Regions from separate parts of the Mus musculus genome. Here region 2 is linked to region 1. A link is a loop called in an ENCODE intact Hi-C map of the cell type or tissue named here. Cell type or tissue: left cerebral cortex. All regions are shown on one strand.

The links. A loop is a pair of places that touch in the nucleus more often than their neighbours do. Peaks named below come from ENCODE experiments on the same cell type or tissue, not always from the same donor. Only the 100,000 strongest peaks of a DNase experiment are listed, where the experiment ranks them.
Region 2: it touches region 1 in a loop (3-fold over the local background); 3 of 42 quality-filtered maps call a loop at or near these places.

The regions. Positions count from the first base shown.
Region 1 is chr1:47,188,629-47,196,628 of GRCm38, reverse strand. No RefSeq gene overlaps it. Among named protein-coding and RNA genes, the nearest start is that of Gm39638, 59 kb to the left of the region's middle. In left cerebral cortex, no CTCF peak of the experiment used is centred here; DNase peaks (open chromatin) are centred at 401 and 3,402; H3K27ac peaks cover 1,854 bases.
Region 2 is chr1:47,110,986-47,118,985 of GRCm38, reverse strand. No RefSeq gene overlaps it. Among named protein-coding and RNA genes, the nearest start is that of Gm39638, 140 kb to the left of the region's middle. In left cerebral cortex, no CTCF peak of the experiment used is centred here; DNase peaks (open chromatin) are centred at 4,367 and 6,384; H3K27ac peaks cover 1,416 bases.

The sequences.
Region 1 (8,000 bases):
AAACCCCGTCCAATCCCAATGAATGACCAACAGCCACCAACCCATCTTCTCAGGGCTCTTGCATTTATATACCCTTTGAAAATTCCCAGAATGTCAAATGTCAATTCCAAATGTCAAATGTCAATTACAGAAACTATCTGCAGCTGGCAAAACCATGCCTCTAGTAGAGCAAGTGGCAAATCATTTTCACCTTCTGTGGACAGTCCAAAGCAGCCCCATATCTTGGAAATAAACCTGGGATTAAAACGAAAACATACTTTTATAATATTTCTGTGTTTTTTAAAGAAACCAAAATTCCTGTTACTATAAGCAGGCTCTTGGAGACATCTTTGATGTCTCACAACTCCTTCTATAAAAGGACTGTACACAAAATTAGAAAGCAAGAGAACTCTTCAGTATGAAGTAACCCAGGGGAAAGAACAAGAACCAAGGAAGAGAGGAAGGAAGAAAGCTGTGCAGGAATTAGGCAGGAAAGGCCATCATAGTGAAATAGTGACATTCACTTGATAAGCTCTGAAGGATGTACAACTTCAATAGACTCACAAGTGTTGGTGCTTTGTAGCTGTAAATCCACAGAGAAACTTCAAACATCTATCCATAGAACAAATAATGAGTCAATTATGGCATAGAATTTCACTGTAATACTGTGAAACACTTTTGATTGAAAATTACTACATTTAAAACTATGCATAGAGGGCTGGTGTGATGTCTCAGCAGGTAAGGCACCTGACACCAACTCTGATGAACTGAGTTCCATCCTTAGAGTCTACATGGTAGAAGGAGAAAATCAGTGCCCACATTTTCCTCTCTCTCTCTCTCTCTCTCTCTCTCTCTCTCTCTCTCTCTCACACACACACATACACACACACACACACACACACGTGCATACACACCCTCGATGATAAGGTGTAATAAAACCATTTAAAAATTAAATATATGCATTTCAAAAATAAAAATGAAAACTTACTTGGATTCCCAGTATATAAATCAAATAAATTTTAAGTGTATACATTATTGATGTTTATATATGATAAAATATGAAAAGAGTGAAGATGATATCGAAATAGTAAGCGATTTTAGAAAGGATGAAAAAGCAACAAGCACACTTATGTTTTGCTGGGTTGAAGCAAGGTTTAGCAGTGTAGCTAAAGCTGGTATAAACCTTAGCATCCTCCTGCCTAAGCTTCCCGGGGGTTGAACTGAAGGTATTGCCTTAGGTATGGGCCACGCAATGTGGCTTCTCAAACATTTATAATAAAGCCCAGGCCTCCTGATTGCTAATTAATAAGATCATGCTTTAAAAGGGAATCTTCACTAAGCTAAACTCAAAATCAGATCATACGATTAGACCTAAACCCAACTTTACACAACATTATACATGTCCTTCCTTAAATAACTCTAACTTCTCATAGCATGACTGTCAGGAAGTTGCAGGGATGTGTTCACAGTAAACGCTTGGAGAAAAGGAAGCTCTCAAAAAAATAATAATAATAAAAAGGAAAAAAAACAACAACAGTGAAAACATCAATTACAGTCATAAGCAAAAAGGCAAATCTTCACACTAGATTTTTAAAAATCAAAATTAGAACAACTTTTTCTTTTGTTTTCATACCGATTTATGTACCTCAGTTTAATCTAAATTAATTTACCTAATTTTATTCCAAGATTAAATAAATTAAATGTGCCCACATAGGTCCACATATTTTTCATTTATTTACAAAATAATGTGCACATAGATACATAAATATGTGCAGAGACATACATGGAGTATACCAACATCTGTCTTGAGAGGAACTGGCTGGCCAAAGAGATTAACAAAAGATCCATTCTGAAGTGATGAAAGCAACTTTATTCACAAGGGACAGGCCCAAAATACTGCATGGCATAATTGCACATCTGCCTTAGCATTTGCACATTCCAAGGGAAATAGACATCTGACAGCAGCAGGCCTCAGGCATGGACCTTAGTCCTGATCACCTGTTGTGCTGCAGATTTACTGACTGATGGGTTTATAAGCACACAAGACTGGGAGTTCCCTACAAGAATGTAGCATTTAAAAATCCTCATATGACATTCTGGGCTAGAAGTCAGTCTAAGCAGGCACACAATTTCTTTGTTGTTGAATTGTGGGGAGCCGCCCTCACATTCGCCGTTGCAAGATGGCGCTGACATCCTGTGTTCTAAGTGGTAAACAAATAATCTGTGCATGTGCCAAGGGTAATTCTCCACTCCATGTGCTCTGCCTTCCCCGTGACGACAACTCGGCCGATGGGCTGCAGCCAATCAGGGAGTGACACGTCCTAGGCGGAGGATAATTCTCCTTAAAAGGGATGGGGTTTCGCCATTCTCTCTCTTGCTCTCTTGCGCTCTAGCGCTCTGGCTCCTAAAGATGTAAGCAATAGAGCTCTCTTGCTCTCTTGCTCTCTGGCTCCTGAAGATGTAAGCAATAAAGCTTTGCCGCAGAAGATTCCGGCTTGTTGCGTTCTTCCTGGCCGGTCGCGAGAACGCGTGTAAGATTGAATCCTTTTTGAAAGAAGGCAGGATGATATGGATAGAGAAGATGGGAGGAATTCAGAGCCCTGCTTCATCCCTCCAGCCAACAATGGTTGCCTGAAAGTCACTACTAGGGACACTGGGGAGCCACAGTAAAGAAGACCTGCTTGTAGGCCTCACTAAACCAGAAGCACAAGAATGTGAATCTGGACACAGATATACGCTTAGGTAGGTTAAGATTTTCCATAGACTTGAATTACCCTAGTTTAATAAGGAAAGCTTCTATCATGGCCAACCTCAAGATCAGATTTCCCTCCCATAATGCAGGTACCAGGTAGGGCTAGGTCATTAGAATGGCATTGTACATGGTATCAGATTCTCAGCAACACAATTCTTGTTACTAGGAAAGGCTTCTTCCTTCCCTTCAACTGGGAGAACTTGGGTAACCTTGGTGAAAGAAGCCCAGGACTAAGGTCCTAATAATACCAATGTTTTCCTTGATTATTTCCACTGAAGCAGACTTATCAACAGAACTGTCAGCAAGCACTAACTGTTTGGTTCTTTGGGTTTTCTTCCATTGCAGGATAAAAATCCATATTAGCACCCAAATGCCCAGAACGTCAGAAATGTACAAGGAATTACTCTTCTTATAACATGACATAATAAACTGTATGGAGACAACTGTAGGCAGAAGACAAACATCTTCAAAGAACATTGCATACTCCCTCTCTGCAATAAAAAAAAAATTTCTGGATGAAAAAGAACACGATTCTGATTGACTCTTTGCATCTCTGCCTTGAAATAAAGATTCCAACTTCTCCTGAATCTGAATTTAACAAAATTAACACTGGCAGGGCTTGGTGAGTCAGTCTCAGTGGGGAAAGGTCCCGACTGCTGCAGAGGCGTAAACAGCAAGCTGGTGTTTGGATGAAGACCTAGAAAAGAACACCAGAGTGGGTGGTTAGTGGAAACAGATGCTCTGTGCTATAGAGGAGTAATGATCAGACAGTATTTTTAGTTTCTCTTTAACTGTATTGGGGAAAGAAAATCCATTGTTAGTCTTCTCTCATTTAAAGAGTTACAAAGTTGCAGTCAGTGAATGTGCTTGTGTATGACTGTGGATACGATGATGTCTTAGTTTCCTTCTTGCTGTGATAAAATATCCTGATAAAAGACAACATGTGGGAAAGACATTTGGCTCACAGTTTAAAGGGAAGTCATTGCACCGTCACTTGAGACCTCTGCTCACATTGAATCCACAATCAGGAAGCCCAGATTTATGAATGGTAGAGTTCAGATTGCTTTCTCCTTTTATTCAGTCCAGGGCATCCTTTGGACAGTCATGCCACCACACCACACTAAGGGTGAGCCGTCCCACCTCAATTACCCTTATCCAAACACTCAGCATGAGAACTGAAACTTCGTAGTCCAACTCCATGAACTCTTCTCGGCTTCCCTTGATCCATTAATGTATGCTGAACTTAAAATCACCTTCCCATTGTTTCAGATATTTAACATGGCTTACCTTACCTGTCTTTATGTTTTAAACTCAGCACTTTACTAAATATATCAGAATGCAAAAAGGATACATATGTCTCTCCATGGTTTCAGGGAAATGTGGGAAAAGCAGGGGCCTTGTGCTCAGACTTCTTTATCTGTTAGAATGTGGAGAATGAAAATAACAATAAAGAACTAAAGCTCCTCTCTAAGCTTTGTCTGTGATGGCCTGTCTGTTTTTAAATCAATATCCTTTGAACTTCTGAGAATTAACACAGTAGAGAAAATAAAAATAATGCATGCCCTCACAGACATGCCAAAGGCTTTTCTTGTTAGTGATCCTATATCCTGTCTAGTTGGCAATTAACCTTCATAGGTGGCATACTTGTAACTTACACTGATATACAAGTGTAGTTTGTTTAAATACTGAGCCATTTCACTATCCACCTCAATGTGGAGCAGCTTATTCAGGTTTCAAATATTAATAGACTGTTTTTTATTAAATTTATAATTTTAATTTTTCTATTGTTTACTGTTAATTTAGTAACAGTGGTCACTAGTTTTAATGTATAGGATTACAGAATTTTGGAGATATAAAATAGCTTAAAACTTATCTAGTCTGTGTCTACTTTTACTGTGTAAGTCCAAGGCAAGTGTGAATAAGAAGTCTTTGACAACTCATCCAGTGAGTCAGATGAAACAGGGCAAGAATCAGGTTTCTTAAATTCTTCTCCACTGCAAGACCCTCTGCAGGAAAAATAAACTGACTTAAGCGCAATATAAAAGCCAATTTTTTTCCTTTGGGGAAAAAATTAACATTTCTGGCAAAGTGCTTAAGCAAATTTCTTATAGAGTTTAATTAAATCCTGTTATGGGACACTCCTTCCTACACAGCTGTCAGTCGAGAGTGAGCTTTAACATGATTTTTTCATTTATATATGACTTAGCAGATCCAAAATTCTATCTCAAGGACATTTTAAATTCCCAGTATCAAGTTCAAACCCCATAACACTAAGGGAGAGTGTTGAGAAATATAATCTAGGTTCCATCGTCGAAAAACTTTTAAGAGGTCCTGTGTCTAGGTAAGGGGCACAATGAGCAGCCCAGCCTAGAGGTGAGTGCTGTTGCCCAGCACTGACTACCCAAACAATCACATGCAGCAATAATGAGTCTTAGCTCTGGCTTTGAGAGGCTTTCTTCTGTACACAGATTAACTTTTTCTGAGTTAACATTTTTGTGATCTCCCAAGGTTAAAATGATCTGCTTAGATAATTGTAAAAACAAAACTATTAAAGAACAACCAAAAAAAAAATCATCGTTTAAAGTCTTTAGAGTTACAGTAGAGAAATCTAAGATAATATTGATACTTGGAATAAATAAAATCACAACTAATGATCTACTGTGAGAAAAGCAGTCTTTGATTAACACCAAAGAAATTGTTTAATAAGCACTTTCTGCTTGTTCCACAGTTATGCAAGCACTCGCTGGCTCTTCATTACACAATTATTGGAGTGATAATGCCTTTATGAGCACTAATCACTTCCTCTGGCCTCTTCCCACCCAAAGCTGTATCTCTAATTGAGTTTGCCCAGGAAGTACATTATACAGTTGTCCATCACAGGTTGACAGACCAATTTTCAGACTTCCTAAGCAGCTAGTCAGCAGACTACAGTATCTGGCAGAGAATTCTAGACATTGGAAGCACATGCATTATTAAAAATCTTGTTTTTTCTTTCTGTTGGGTTTGCTATTTTCTCAACTGGTCCCCCTGCATTCATCATCTTACAAGGTGAAGCACATGCTTCAGGTCTATAAAAGTAGCCAAAATAAATGTTATTAACATAGAATGGAGGGCTGTTTGTTGAATTTACAACAACTATTCTGCTCTAATTGACCACTTTATAGACATTAACTTAGTCTTCACAAAAAATTATAAAACAGTGTTCTATTTCACATTGATGTCAACAGAAACCCCATGAGGTTGAGTAACATGGAAGACTGGCCAGAAGGTGCCAGTCAAGATTCTCACTATTTGAAAATTAATATGGTAATCCTATTTTCTCTGTTGTTATTAATCTATTAACAGAGAAGAGACATGAAACCAATGAAGATATTTTTATTGAGTTGGGAAGGAAAGAAAATTTCCTTAGTGAAGAGACTTTATAGTAGTTGCACAAGTCTATACTCCCACCAGCAATGAAGGCATATTCCCCTTGCTCCACATTTTCACCAGCATAAGCTGTCACTCAAGTTTTTGTTTAGTCATTCTGACCAATGTGAGATCATCATCTCAGCTGATGACTAAGGATATTGAATATTTCCTTAAGTGCTTCTCGGTCATTAGAAATTCACCTATTAAGAATTCTCGGTTTAAATCTATACCTCCTGTTTAAATTGGCTTATGGGTGATCCACTTGAATTTAAGTTTTGTGCAGGGATAGATATCGATATATTTGTATTCTTTTACATGCTGACACCCAGTTAGACCATCACAATTTGTTGAAGATGTTTTCTTTTTCCCACTGTATACTTTTGGCTTCTTTGTCAAAAATCAAGTGTCCATAACTATGTGGATTTACTTCTGGTTCTTCAATGTGATTCCATTGATTACCCTATCTGTTTTTATGATAGTATAATGCAGATTTTATTACTATTGCTCTATGTGTAGTAGAGCTTGAAATAAGAGGCAGTGATGACTTCGGAAGTTCTCTTATTGTACATGATTGTTTTAACTAATTTGTGTTTTTTTGGTTCTCCATATTAAGTATTTTTTTTCAAAGTCTGTAAAAAAAATCACATTGGAATTTTAATGGGAATTGCCTTATGTAACACATGTGCAGCTGAGTCTTCATGTGTGATTCCTAAAGCAGAAGTCTGGAATGTTTGACTATATTGCCTGCCTTTGGATTCCTTTCCCGTAACCTAGCTGCCTTCTCTATCCTCAGTAGAAGAGGATGTACCTAGTTTTACTTGATATTCCAAAGCTGGTTGATATCCAGTGTAAGCCTTCCCTTTTCTGAGAAGAAAGGGAGGAGGTGGAGGTGAGGAAAGAAGGTAAGAGGGATGGAGTGAAAAGAGAGGAGGGCAAGGAAGCTTTAATTGGAGTGTAAAGTAAATAACTTAATTGACAGAGAGAGAGAGAGAGAGAGAATGAGAGAGAAAGGGAGACTATAGCCAGACAGAGCATGGTGAACATAGCTCTGGCAGGCCTTGCCCTTCTCTCCCACTCCATCCACCTTGCTAAAACCCATTAGAATACACTCCTGAAGCTCACTCCCAAAGTCCATTCTCTTCTTTAACTAATTCCTCCTTCTGAGGCTGACTACAATGGTCCAGCTCTTGAAATATTGAAGTACAGCTATCAAAAGTGCCCGTTAGTTGTAATTAACATGCCCAATCAAAATTAATCACCTCATCCTAAGGACTTCCACTTTACCATCATAAAAAAACACTTGCACATGGGACTGTTTGTCCTCCCCATCCAGAGACAGTCCTTTGTCATCATCCTCCCTCCACCCCACACACACAAATGTACTTCCCTCCTCTCCCTTGTCCCTTGTCTCCTTTGTTCTCTTCCTCTAGCTCCTGTCTTTGTCCCTTATTCTTGTCTCTGTTCTTCTGGGGCAGATAAAGCTTCGTTTTGTTTTGTTTTGTTTTGTTTTGTTTTGTTTTGTTTTGTTTTTTTGAGACAGGGTTTCTCTGTGTAGCCTTGGCTGACCTGGAACTCACTCTGTAGACCAGGCTGGCCTCGAACTCAGAGATCCATCTGCCTCTGCCTCCCAAGTACTGGGATTAAAGGCATGCACCACCATGCCCGACAAATCTTTGTGCTGAAAACTTGATATTGAGGTGTCTTGAGCTGACTTTGAGGTCCCTACAATTTGTGAAAAGAAGACAATCATGAGATCTTCTGCTAGTTACCTTTCTTGAGAGAATAAAGTACACATGTGTTGCCTATAAATGATGTTTTATAGACCAGGTCCCAAAAAGTACTTATATCTAAAATTTAT
Region 2 (8,000 bases), 78 kb after region 1:
AAAGAATACCAAATTAAAGGGCCCTTAAATATCTTCAACAAAAATATAGAAGAAAACTTCCCTAACCTAAAAAAAAAAAGAAATTCCTGTAAATACACAAGAAAACCTACAGAACTCCAAATTGATTGGACCAGAAAAGAAAGTCTTCCCATCTCATAATAAACAAAACACCAAAAGCACTAAACAAAGAAAGAATATTAAAAGCAGTAAGGGAAAAAGGTTGAGTAACATATAAAAGCAGAACTATCAGAATTATACCAGACTTCTCACCAGAGACTATGAAAGCCAAAGGATCCTGGCTAGATGTCATACAGACCCTAAGGGAACACAAATGCAAGCCCAGGCTACTATACCCAGGAAAACTCTCAATTACCGTGGATGGAGAAACCAAGATATTCCTTGACAAAAACAAATTTACAAAATAACTCTCCACAAATCTTGTTCTTCAAAGGATAATAAAAGGAAAATTCCAACACAAGGAGGGAAACTACACCCTAGAATAAGCAAAAAAAAAAAAAAAATATATATATATATATATATATATATATATATATATATATATGTATATATCTTCTTTTAATAAATCAAAAAAGAAGATAGCCACAAAAAAAAAAATGGAGACATAAGTACAAAAACCCAAGAAATCTAAAAAATCATCAGATCCTACTACAAAAGCCTATGCTCAACAAATCTGGAAAATGGGGATGAAATGAACAATTTTTCTAGACAGGTAACAGGTACCAAAGTTAAGTCAGGATTAGATATACTATCTAAGCAGTCCCATATCTTCTAAGAAATAGAAATGGTCATAATAGTCTACCAACCAATAAAAGCCCAGGACTAATTGGGTTTAGTGCAGAGTTCTATCAGACCTTCAAAGAAGACATAGTACCAATACTCCTCAAACTATTCCACAAATAGAAACAGAAGGTAGTATACCCAATTCTTTCTATAAAACCACAATTACACCGATAACTAAATCACACAATGACCCAGCAAAGAAAGAGAACTTCAGATCAATTTCTCTTATGAATATCAATACAAAAATACTCAATAAAAGTTTCAAAAACTGAATCCAAGAACACATTAAAATGATCATCTATCATGATCAAATAGGCTGCATCCCAGGGATGAAGGGATGGTTCAATATACAGAAACCCTTCAACAGAATCCACTATATAAACAAACTCAAAAACACATATGATCATTTCATTAGATGCTAAGAAAGCATTTGACAAAATCCAACACCCTTTCATGTTAAAAATCTTGGAAATATCAGCAATTCAAGGCAAACATAGTAAAAGCAATAAACAGCAAACCATAGCCAACATCAAACTAAATGGAAACTTGAAGCAATCCCACTAAAATCAGGGACTAGACAAGACTGCACATTCTCTCTCAACCTATTCCATATTGTACTTGAAGTCCTAACCAGAGCAATCAGAAAACAAAAGGAAGTCAAAGGGATGCAAATTGGAAAAGAAGAAGTCAAAATATCACTTTTGCAGATGATATGATAATATACTTAAGTGTACAAAAATTAATATACAAAAATTCCACCACGGACCTGATGAACCTGTTTAAAAAAACTTCAGCAAAGTGGCTGGATATAAAATTAACTCAAATAAGTCAGTGGCCTTCCTCTACACAAAGGATAAACAGGCTGAGCAATAAATTAGGGAAACAACACCCTTCACAATAGTCACAAGAATACAAAATACCTTGGTGTGACTCTAACTAAGCAAGTGAAAGATCTGTATGACAAGAACTTCAAGTCTCTTAAGAAAGAAATTGAAGAAGTTCTCAGAAGATGGAAAGATCTCTCATGCTCATGGATTGACAATACTAATATAGTAAAAATGGCCATCTTGCTGAAAGCAATCTACAGATTCAATACAATCTCCATCAAAATTCCAACTAAATTCTTCATAAAGTTAGAAAGAGCAATTTGCAATTTTATCTGGTGTAGCCTCCCATAAGCCTGAAGCAGGCTGAGCCAGAACTTGACCTTGCTGCCACTAAGGAGATTATCTAGGGTGGAGCCTTCCTCCCTTGATCACTCTATTGTTAACCCACTGTCTGCTGTTCCTCTTCAAGATACTGCTACCTGCTGAGAAGCCCCAGAGCTATTCCAGAGACTATACCCTATCCTGCACATCATCACCTGCAGCTGGTTCCAGGATCCAAGGATGAAATGGCGGGAATGGACTTTCCCCCCTCTTTTATAAAGCGCGTCCGCCATTAAAAATTTGAACCTTAATTAGAAGGAGCAATTTGCAAATTCATCTGGAATAACAAAAAATCAAGGATAGCAAAAACTCTTCTCAAGGATAAAAGAACCTCTGGTGGAATCACCATGCCTGACCTAAAGCTTTACTACTGAGCAATTGTGATAAAAACTGCATGGTACTGGTATAGAGACAGACAAGTAGACCAATGGAACAGAATTGAAGACCCAGAAATGAACCCACACACCTATGGTCACTTGATCTTCGACAAGGGAGCTAAAACCATCCAGTGGAAGAAAGACAGCATTTTCAACAATTGGTGCTTGCACAACTGGTTGTTATCATGTAGAAGAATGTGAATCGATCCATACTTATCTCCTTGTACTAAGGTCAAATCTAAGTGGATCAAGGAACTTCACATAAAACCAGAGACACTGAAACTTATAGAGGAGAAAGTGGGGAAAAGCCTTGAAGATATGGGCACAGGGGAAAAATTCCTGAACAGAACAGCAATGGCTTGTGCTGTAAGATCGAGAATTGACAAATGGGACCTAATAAAACTCCAAAGTTTCTGCAAGGCAAAAGACACCGTCAATAAGACAAAAAGACCACCAACAGATTGGGAAAGGATCTTTACCTATCCTAAATCAGATAGGGGACTAATATCCAACATATATAAAGAACTCAAGAAGGTGGACTTCAGAAAATCAAATAACCCCCTTAAAAATGGGGCTCAGAACTGAACAAAGAATTCTCACCTGAGGAATATGGAATGGCAGAGAAGCACCTGAAAAAATGTTCAACATCCTTAATCATCAGGGAAATGCAAATCAAAACAACCCTGAGATTCCACCTCATACCAGTCAGAATGGCTAAGATCAAAAATTCAGGTGACAGCAGATGCTGGTGTGGATGTGGAGAAAGAGGAACACTCCTCCATTGTTGGTGGGATTGCAGGCTTGTACAACCACTCTGGAAATCAGTCTGGCGGTTCCTCAGAAAATTGGACATAGTACTACCAGAGGATCCAGCAATACCTCTCCTGGGCATATATCCAGAAGATGCCCCAACGGGTAAGAAGGACACATGTTCCACTATGGTCATAGGAGCCTTATTTATAATAGCCAGAAGCTGGAAAGAACCCAGATGCCCCTCAACAGAGGAATGGATACAGAAAATGTGGTACATCTACACAATGGAGTACTACTCAGCTATTAAAAAAAATGAATTTATGAAATTCCTAGCCAAATGGATGGACCTGGAGGGCATCATCCTGAGTGAGGTAACACATTCACAAAGGAACTCACACAATATGTACTCACTGATAAGTGGATATTAGCCCAAAACCTAGGATACCCAAGATATAAGATACAATTTCCTAAACACATGAAACTCAAGAAAAATGAAGACTGAAGTGTGGACACTATGCCCCTCCTTAGAAGTGGGAACAAAACACCCATGGAAGGAGTTACAGAGACATAGTTTGGAGCTGAGATGAAAGGATGGACCATGTAGAGACTGCCATATCCAGGGATCCACCCCATAATCAGCATCCAAACGCTGACACCATTGCATACCCTAGCAAGATTTTCTCGAAAGGACCCAGATGTAGCTGTCTCTTGTGAGACTATGCTGGGGCCTAGCAAACACAGAAGTGGATGCTCACAGTCAGCTAATGGATGGATCACAGGGCTCCCAATGGAGGAGCTAGAGAAAGTACCCAAGGAGCTAAAGGGATCTGCAACCCTATAGGTGGAACAACATTATGACCTAACCAGTATCCCGGAGCTCTTGACTCTAGCTGCATATGTATCAAAAGATGGCCTAGTCGGCCATCACTGGAAAGAGAGGCTCATTGGACACGCAAACTTTATATGCCCCAGTACAGGGGAACGCCAGGGCCAAAAAGGGCGAGTGGGTGGGTAGGGGAGTGGGGGTGGGTGGGTATGGGGGACTTTTGGTATAGCATTGGAAATGTAAATGAGCTAAATACCTAATAAAAAATGGAAAAAAAAACTTGAACCTTGAGCAGACTAGTTGTTCTCAACCCACCTAGGCACCCTCTTTTCTTTCAGTTCCAAGATGCCTTTCAGGCTCGAACCCACACTTGTGAGCCGCTGGCCAGCCCCCACAATCTGGAATAAAAACAAAGCAAAAACCTAGGATAGAGAAATCTATTCTCAACCATAAAAGAGCTTCTGGTGGAATCACCATGCCTGACCTCAAGCTGTACTACAGAGCAGCTGTGATAAAAACTGCATGCTATTGGTACAGTAACAGGCAGGTAGATCAATGGAATAGAATTGAAATCCCAGAAATGAACCCACACATCTATGGTCACTTGATCTTTAACAAAAGAGCTAAAACCATCCTGTGGGGGAAAAAAAATAACAGCATGTAAATTGATCTATTCTTATCTCCTGTACAAAGCTCAAGTCCAAGTGGATCAAGGGCCTCCAAATAAAACCAGATACATTGAAACTAATAGAAATGAAAGTGGGGAAAAGCCTCAAGCATATGGGCACAGGGAATATTTTCCTGAACAGAACACCAATAGTTTGTGCTCTAAGATCAAGAATTGGCAAATGGGACCACGTAAAATTGCAAAGCTTCTGTAAGGCAAAGGACATTGTCAATACGACAAAACAGCAGCCAAGAGATTGGGAAAAGATTTTTACCAATCCTACATCTAATAGAGGGCCAATATGCACTATATACAAAGAATTCAAGAAGTTAGACTCCAGAGAACTAAATAACTCTTATTTAAAAAGGGATACAGAGCCAAACAAAGAATTCACAACTGAGAAATACCAAATGCCTGAGAAGCACCTAAAGAAATGTTACTTCTTATTTGTGAAATTGTAAGATATGGGACTATAGCCTAAATAAAGACTAAACACATAACAAAGTTCATCTTATATTTCAAACAGACCCATCAAAGATTAAGTTTGAAAGCCCAACAATATTGAACAAAAATTTTGATGTCATTCATGATCTAAATATTTAAATATTTTTATATTAAATATAAGTCACAGAATTTTATGTCTCCAATCAGTTCTTACCTACCTAGAGAGAAATTTCCTCGTAACCAGTAGGTATCACAACTGTTAGGATCTCTACTCTGACTCTGGAGAGTAGAGTATATGTGTTTATCATTCCATTGTAAACCATTTTTGCCTGAAGCTAGGAGTTATGTTTCCCCTGAAAACTTAATAATTATGATCCTTGAAACTCCCCTCTAAATTCCAATGCCTAAACTTTTAACCTGCTGCTTTTTTATGGATCGTAGTCAAATTCTCTTCATTTTTTCATCTCTCTTATAATCACTGAGATCAAAGTAGGGCATATATAATTTTCCATTAAAATATAAATCTCTTTACACCATGCATTCTGTGAGTACTGGTTTGGGAGGCAAATGACTTAGAAGGAACTCATGTCTGTCTAACTTTTTACCTACTCCTTTTAGATAACTCTTCTTACCTGTCTTTGTCTTGGGTTGTTTGAAGGTGGATTCCAGAGATTGCCCTAGACTGTGTTTGCTATCTACAGGTGGTATAGTTTTATAACTTCCTGAGGCAAAACAATATATTTTAGAAGATATTTCTGTATAGCTAACTTTTTTTTTTTGCATTATCCTTTGAATAGTTTTCCTTCACAAAACAAATTATCCTTTCTTTATCCCCAGGGATTTATTATTTCAGCTTGTCAAAGTCAGTCAGAAATCTTCATACAAAGTGAAGAATTCACTTAAAATAACTGCCCTTCAAGTTCAACATGCATCAGCTAGGCTGGAGTAAGGAAAAGGAAAACAAAATATATCTGTGACTATTGAATCTGTTCCAGGAATTTATAGAAAATAAACTAGTATTTCCTAACTAGTATCATAAAGAAATTTTAAATTTGACAGCATAAATGGTACAAAGGTGAAATTATCTTTGCAATTCATCTTCCATTTTATTCTTTTCCTGTAATATTTATTTAACACCCTCATTTACTGTGTTAGGTTTCATGCCAAGAAAGCATAACAGATGTGTTTCTTGTCCTTGAAAAGCTCAGATCCTAAAATAGGTTTCTACAAAAACAAGAAAAAGTGTAACAGAGATGAAACACACAGAAAATTTATGACTCCTTCCAAGTTCCTTTACCATGGTGGGATAGCTAGTATCTGATATCGAAGAGGTCTGTGTCTCCAAGACAGAGCTCAGCATTGGGCAGCCTCTCTGTCCTGCTTTCCTCCATGTGCCTCTTAGGAGTAGCCTTGGGTAGAAGCAAATGTCCTCACTCTTTTCTCAGTTCTTTGTTCACACTTACCTCTTTCCCATTTCCATCTTCCCACACATCCCCCTACTTTCTTCCTTTATTTACATACAGGTAAAGAACTCCAACAATTTGATGTAGAGTCAATCTCATATTTTCCTTGTCTTTAGGTTCCCAAAATTTTTATCAACTTGTTTCTCTATAATCACTCTCAGATTCTTTCTTCCCACGACAAAATGTTTTTTTTTTTTTTAGGTATTTAGCTCATTTACATTTCCAATGCTATACCAAAAGTCCCCCTTACCCACCCACCCCCACTCCCCTACCCACCCACTCCCCCCGTTTGGCCCTGGCGTTCCCCTGTACCGGGGCACACAAAGTCTGCGTGTCCAATGGGCCTCTCTTTCCAGTGATGGCCGACTAGGCCATCTTTTGATACATATGCAGCTAGAGTCAAGAGCTCAGGGGTACTGGTTAGTTCATAATGTTGTTCCACCTATAGGGTTGAAGATCCCTTTAGCTCCTTGGGTACTTTCTCTAGCTCCTCCATTGGGAGCCCTGTGATCCATCCATTAGCTGACTGTGAGCATCCACTTCTGTGTTTGCTAGGCCCCGGCATAGTCTCACAAGAGACAGCTACATCTGGGTCCTTTCAGTAAAATCTTGCTAGTGTATGCAATGGTGTCAGCATTTGGAAGCTGATTATGGGGTGGATCCCTGGATATGGCAGTCTCTACATGGTCCATCCTTTCATCTCAGCTCCATACTTTGTTTCTGTAACTCCTTCCATGGGTGTTTTGTTCCCACTTCTAAGGAGGGGCATAGTGTCCACACTTCAGTCTTCATTTTTCTTGAGTTTCATGTGTTTAGGAAATTGTATCTTATATCGTGGGTATCCTAGGTTTTGGGCTAGTATCCACTTATCAGTGAGTACATATTGTGTGAGTTCCTTTGTGATTGTGTTACCTCACTCAGGATGATGCTCTCCAGGTCCATCCATTTGGCTAGGAATTTCATAAATTCATTCTTTTTAATAGCTGAGTAGTACTCCATTGTGTAGATGTACCACATTTTCTGTATCCATTCCTCTGTTGAGGGGCATCTGGGTTCTTTCCAGTTTCTGGCTATTATAAATAAGGCTGCTATGAACATAGTGGAGCATGTGTCCTTCTTACCAGTTGGGGCTTCTTCTGGATATATGCCCAGGAGAGGTATTGCTGGATCCTCCGGTAGTACTATGTCCAATTTTCTGAGGAACCGCCAGACTGATTTCCAGAGTGGTTGTACAAGCCTGCAATCCCACCAACAATGGAGGAGTGTTCCTCTTTCTCCACATCCTCGCCAGCATCTGCTGTCACCTGAATTTTTGATCTTAGCCATTCTCACTGGTGTGAGGTGGAATCTCAGGGTTGTTTTGATTTGCATTTCCCTGATGATTAAGGATGTTGAACATTTTTTCAGGTGCTTCTCTGCCATTCGGTATTCCTCAGGTGAGAATTCTTTGTTCAGTTCTGA